2 separate regions of the Mus musculus genome follow, and region 1 is linked to region 2. A link is a loop called in an ENCODE intact Hi-C map of the cell type or tissue named here. Cell type or tissue: heart. All regions are shown on one strand. Each heading gives the region's core, and the rest is flanking DNA. Links, peaks and the distances in the headings are about the cores only.

What was found. Peaks named below come from ENCODE experiments on the same cell type or tissue, not always from the same donor. Only the 100,000 strongest peaks of a DNase experiment are listed, where the experiment ranks them.
Region 1: it touches region 2 in a loop (3-fold over the local background); 15 of 42 quality-filtered maps call a loop at or near these places.

What each region holds. Positions count from the first base shown.
Region 1 is chr8:83,176,899-83,179,719 of GRCm38, reverse strand. The region is part of intron 1 of Tbc1d9 (TBC1 domain family, member 9); the gene reads right to left. Among named protein-coding and RNA genes, the nearest start is that of Tbc1d9, 13 kb to the right of the region's middle. In heart, for the core only: a CTCF peak has its summit at 1,347 (motif pointing right); no DNase peak of the experiment used is centred there; H3K4me3 peaks cover 1,022 bases; H3K27ac peaks cover 1,286 bases.
Region 2 is chr8:83,099,113-83,101,933 of GRCm38, reverse strand. No RefSeq gene overlaps it. Among named protein-coding and RNA genes, the nearest start is that of Tbc1d9, 65 kb to the left of the region's middle. In heart, for the core only: a CTCF peak has its summit at 1,695 (motif pointing left); no DNase peak of the experiment used is centred there.

The DNA.
Region 1 (2,821 bases), core at 164-2,663, 78 kb before region 2:
GTTATATCCTCCTCCCTTAAGCTTCTGTAAGAGTAGTTAAAAAATAGCGATACAATCATAGACTAATGAAAACAGACAGCTACAGTAACAGTGTTAAATTTTAGCTTTAGATGACTTAGATGCAAAGATTTATTACAAAGATGCTTCTAGAAATGTGTTTTACATTTTTCATTATACGATCGACAAGTAAGTAAATGTGCTAAAGTGTAGAGTGTCAGACTGAAGTGAACTCATGATTTTCCCCTTATGTTTTAGTCACAGAGTTCACAAGTAAGTCTACTAATTTATAATAATGAATAATATATGCAAATATAATATAATTAACATAATTATATACACATATGATATGAATGAAAATATAAATAATAAATATATCTTATATATTTATGTATAATAGAGACAATAAATGCTAGAATGATAAATAAAGTAAAGTAATATGTAAAATGTATAAAGATATAACATGAATAGTATATAAAAACAAAATAATTCACCTAAATGTTGTATAATAGATAATATAAATAATATAATAATTAATAGTTAATATAATAAAAGCACTTTTATGAAAGATTACCTTTGCTACTAGATTAGTGGATCTTTCCATAGATCCACTAAATTTCTTTCCAAATTTTGAAGTTCATACAATTTCTTTTATTAGGAAGTGCTAAGGTCAAGTGTGGTAATGCTTCCTACAATTCTAATGCTCAGAGGGCTGAGGCAGGGAGAGTCCAGCTGAGATGTGGGTAAAGGCGCTGACCAAAAAGTTCAGTCCCCAAGTTCTACAAAGTGGAAGGAGAGAACAGATTTCCTCAAGTTGTCCTCTGATTGCCAAGTGTGCATGGTGACGCACGTGCACATGAGTGCACACACACATTCAACACACCTTCATACACACACTTACACATACACAGTTACACACACGCACTACATATACCAAATGCAATTGAAGAATATTACACAAGAGTTCAGAACAAGCCTGGGCTTAAGTTTTGCTGTCACTAAACATCACAGAATGCCGATGGGGTGGAGGAGAACCAGATAAGCAGAGCTCACGTTTCCTGTCTGAAGTGTAAACAGAGATCAATCCTTGAGCTGCATTGACCTTCAGTCAAGCAAACTCCTGCCCAGCGAGTCCCAGAATGCTGAGACTGGGAAAGCAAAGCAAAGCAAAGTGTGCCCCAGTTTACATTTCCCAGGCCGGTGTCACGCCAAGGACTAGTCACCTGTCTGTGCCCCCAAGCCAAAGTCAGAAGAGTCGATTTCACTCAAATGGAAGTTTCTCAGCACAGGCTGCAGTGGAGATTTAAGAGAAACCAGTGGCTCTGAGAATTAACTTGGCTTCAAACAAACCAGCGGGGGGCGGGAGTGTCACACAGGACAGAGGCAAAGAAACATAAAACAAGAAACTCAAAGCTGTCTTCAAAGCTATGCGGTCACCAAGCCCTCTGGGAAAGAGGACACAGAGAAGAGCAAAGAGAAAGGGGCAAAGGGAAGTCGTGGCCTCAGCTAAGGATTAATCTAACAATGGCTTTGAAGTCTGGCAACTTCTCTGCAAATTCACTACGAGATTGAATTAACTATGCTTGCTGTAAGACAATGCTAGCCATTTCCCCACAACAGGAAGCACATACATGCGCATAGACCGTCACTGGGCTAGCCTTTACCTCATTATAATAGTAAGGATCACACCACAGGCAGAGGATGTACCATCATAATGAGGCACACTATGAATGAAGAACCATGACAGAGGGGGACAGGGCTCATGCCCACATCCAGTCACACTGGGAAACAGCTTTCTCTCATTGAAGTCAGCCTGAAATTCTCTCTCCCTTGTGCTCTCACACAGTAAAGGGTCTGGTCCCTGCGGTTCTGTGCCTCTGACTCAACTGAGAGTCAGGAGCCACTGGGTCACTAGCAGATCTGCTGAGTGGACTTCCATAGCTCTGAAAAGATGTGTAAAATGACCTAAGGGAAAACTGAAATGCCATTAAAGCGAGCCAGAGGTTGGGGCAACATCGGGCCACTGTAGGCAGTGACTGGGCTGTCCTCTGTGCCTGACAGGAAGGGAAAAATCGGATTAACAACTTCCAGAGTCCCCTGTTTCAGCTACAGTGAGAGATGAGGGAGGAGACTGGCGGATTTGAGGTCCTCTGTCTCCCACCCAGTCCTCCCCCTGGGTCATCCGTATCCAAAGGGATTCAGGGGATCGGTCCTGTGAAAGGGAGAAAGGGAGGAAAAGAGGAGAGGAGAGCCACTGAGGACTGCTTACTGACAGAGCTGCTGAAATGTGCACAGAAGATGGGGTGGGGGTGGGGGAGTGAGACGGGGGGGGGGGCAGGGTGGTGGTGGTAAGAAAAAGAAGTGGAAGCAGAGAAAGTGGAATGAGGTAAGTAGAAACAATGATGTCTCAGGGTCTTACCTCTCTGCAAAGCCTATATATATCTGCCATAACTGTGAAACTGCCTTAATGTCACACAGAGAGACATTTACTTTAACAGACTGCTTTAAAAGAACACCCCCATCTGCATCTTCCATTTCATCCCCATCTGTCTCCCCCCCCCGTCTGTCTCTCCCCCTCCACCCCTATCTGTCCCCCCTTCCCCATCTGTCATTCCCCCTTCCACCTCCATCTACCTCTCCCCCTCTCCACCACAATCTGTCTCTCCCCCTTCCACCCCATATGTCTCTCCCTCTTTACCCCTATCTATCGCCCCCACCTTATCTGCCTTTTCCCCTTCCATACCCATCTGCCTCTCTCCCCTCCAACTTCCATCTGTCTCTTCCCCACTCCATCCCATCTGTCTCTTCCCCCTCTACTCCCATC
Region 2 (2,821 bases), core at 265-2,764:
TGACCTAGTCAATCACAGTGTTCCAGTTTTCTCTCATCCAGTGCAATGTCCCCATCTGCACAGGCATCTTGAGATACTTCCGATGATCTGCCTTGAAGGTGGCAAGGTGTTTTTGTCTTGTTTTTTGTTTTGTTTTTGTTTTTGACAGGGTTTCTCTGTGTAGCCCTGGCTGTTCTAGAACTCACTCTGTAGACCAGACTGGCCTTGAACTCAGAGATCTGCCTACCTCTGCCTCCCAAGTGCTGGGAGTAAAGATGTGTTGCCACTGCTGCCCAGTGAAAATGTTAATTTTTTAAAATATATGTCCTCTTATTATTCTTTTCTATTTTTTTCTTAATGTTTAGTTAGCATTTAAATGCTATGCTTCCCAGTTTCCTCCCCAGGTGTCCCAGACAGCCCAGTATAATAGCCAGATAGGACTAATTCTAGCCCCTCGGTGGACTATATTATTTATTTTGAATGAAAAGCATTGATCAGATAGGAGTGTGATAGGATATCTGTCAGGTATTGTGGTAATTCTTTCAATTCTTAGTTATTAATTGATTTTTAAATTTTATGTGTGTGAGTGTTTTGCCTGCATGTATGTATATGTACCATCTGTGTGCAGGGCATTCAGAGGCCAGAAGAGGGTAAAGGGTTCCCTGGAACTGGAGTTAGTTGTGGGCTGTCATCTGGGTTCTGGGAACTAATCCCAGTCCTCTGTAAGAGCGGTGCTCTTAACCATTGTGCCATCTCTGCAGTCCCTCGTCCAATTCTGTATTCTGTGAGTACACATTAGAAGTCTCTAGCCAGATCCTTGGTTATGGACTGAGACACAAAGAAAACAACACGGACCTAAAACTTGTGTTGTTTGCAGTCTAGAAAGGAGACTGGATGATTAATCTAATAATAGTGTAGGTATGTTTGGTGTGCTGAGTGCTATTTAGTAAGAAACACAGTCCCCACCCCCAAGGGAAAGCTAAAGGATAGATTAACTAGAAGAAGGGAGTTAGGGAGAGGCCATTCAGATAGAAGAAAGAGCCTGGGCTAGAGAGTACTGTGCGTGTTAGAATTTGAAGAGGCTGAAGAAAGTCAATAGAGTTAGAATATATACAAAGAGTGGGAAGCGGCATAAAGCAGTATGAACATGTCAGGGGCAAGGCATCTCAAGACCTAAGGAATGAGTTCCCGGTTCTGTGTTAAACTTGGACTTACTAGAGGTCGGAGATCATTAGGTAATTTTTCTTGGATCAGTGTTTTTGGGTATGTGTGCATATATGTGTGTGTACATGAGCATACCCAGGCCTTTGCTGCTGCGTTCAGATGCAGGGAGTCAAAGTATAAGCAACTTTGTGAAGTGCTGGATAGGAAAGACACTTGTGGTTGACCAGTAAGTTCAAGGGTGATAGTCCAAAAGCGTGCTGTCACCATCACTATTGTGAGACACATCTGAGACTTCTGGTTTTCTAATAGTTTCAGCAATATATAGGCCTAAGGACACCTTCAGGCTGTAGAGCCACCTCCCACCCTCACCCCCATGAGCATCCTTGAACATGCAGGTTGCTGCTGGCTACCTTCTTTTTGGTACTATGCACATATTACTGGGGGCAACTTCTGGACAGTTACTCTTTGCCCTATAAACTTGTTGAATTCATACACCAAATGTTCTCCAATGACAGGGAAATATTTCCATTTAATGGTCACCAGAGCCCCCTACTGGGAGAATTGGTTCAACTACCAAGTACCATCAGGAAGGGCAGATACTGTTTTACAGTCTGCTAGAAGATCTGGCTACTACTTTTGAATAACTCTGACATGAGTCCTGAAGGTCAGCTTCTCACTTGACGTTTTCCCCCAATTACCTTGCCTTGAAGACACATAAAAATTTAATCTTAAAATTGGGGTTGGAGAGGTGGCTCAGTAGTTAGGAGCCCTGGTTGTTTCTTCTTAGGAACCAGGTTCAATTCCCAGCACCCACATGGCACGTGAGAATCATCAGTAACTCCATTCCTGAGATACCAACACCCTCTTCTGACCTCAGTGGGCACCCAGCATACACCTGCTACAAGACATACATTCAGGCAAAAGAGTCATACAACAATACAATATATATTATTCAACTGGAATCGATTGTCAAGAAACCTTTTGCCCCAATTGTCAAGAAACCTTTTGCCCCAATGTCCTGCTGTAAGAACATCTGGACTTCTCAGAGTACCGTGTCCTCTGTTGTGTTGCTAACATTTGTGGGAAAGGATGTTCCACAATGGGGCCAGATACACATTTCTGTGTTCTTGTAATTAAACAGTATGTGATGAAGCTCATTTAAAAGTCATTACAGAGTTAACAAAAATTATAAAGCCACTCCAGGGAGAGCTTGTACTCCTTACACACATCTTATTCTTCCACTGCACACTTGTGCCAACTAAGGAATGGATCCACCCTGGTGTGTTTCCACGTACAACTCCAGACTTTATTTTGGTTTCTGTCTTTGAGTTTTCCCCTACTGTCCTCTGTCTCATGATTCCAAGAAGGCTGACACATTATATGGAATAGTCCTGCCTCTTGGGTTTCTTTGATCTTTTGCTAATTCCTGTAACTTCATTAAGATGATGTCACCTGGCAGTGTTTAGGAGGACTTGGTCATGCATTGTGTAGAATATGCATTTGCCTAATGCACCATTGCCATCATGGCTCTACTGGGGTTATACTATGGACTTTTGGAGAGGAAGATCACAGAGGCTCTTATGTAATCATTTTTATCTCATGTCTCAAGGAACCTTGCTATCAGCATGGCAGTCACTTCTGTTAATTTTGGCCACTCAGCTGAGGAAATATTGTTAGA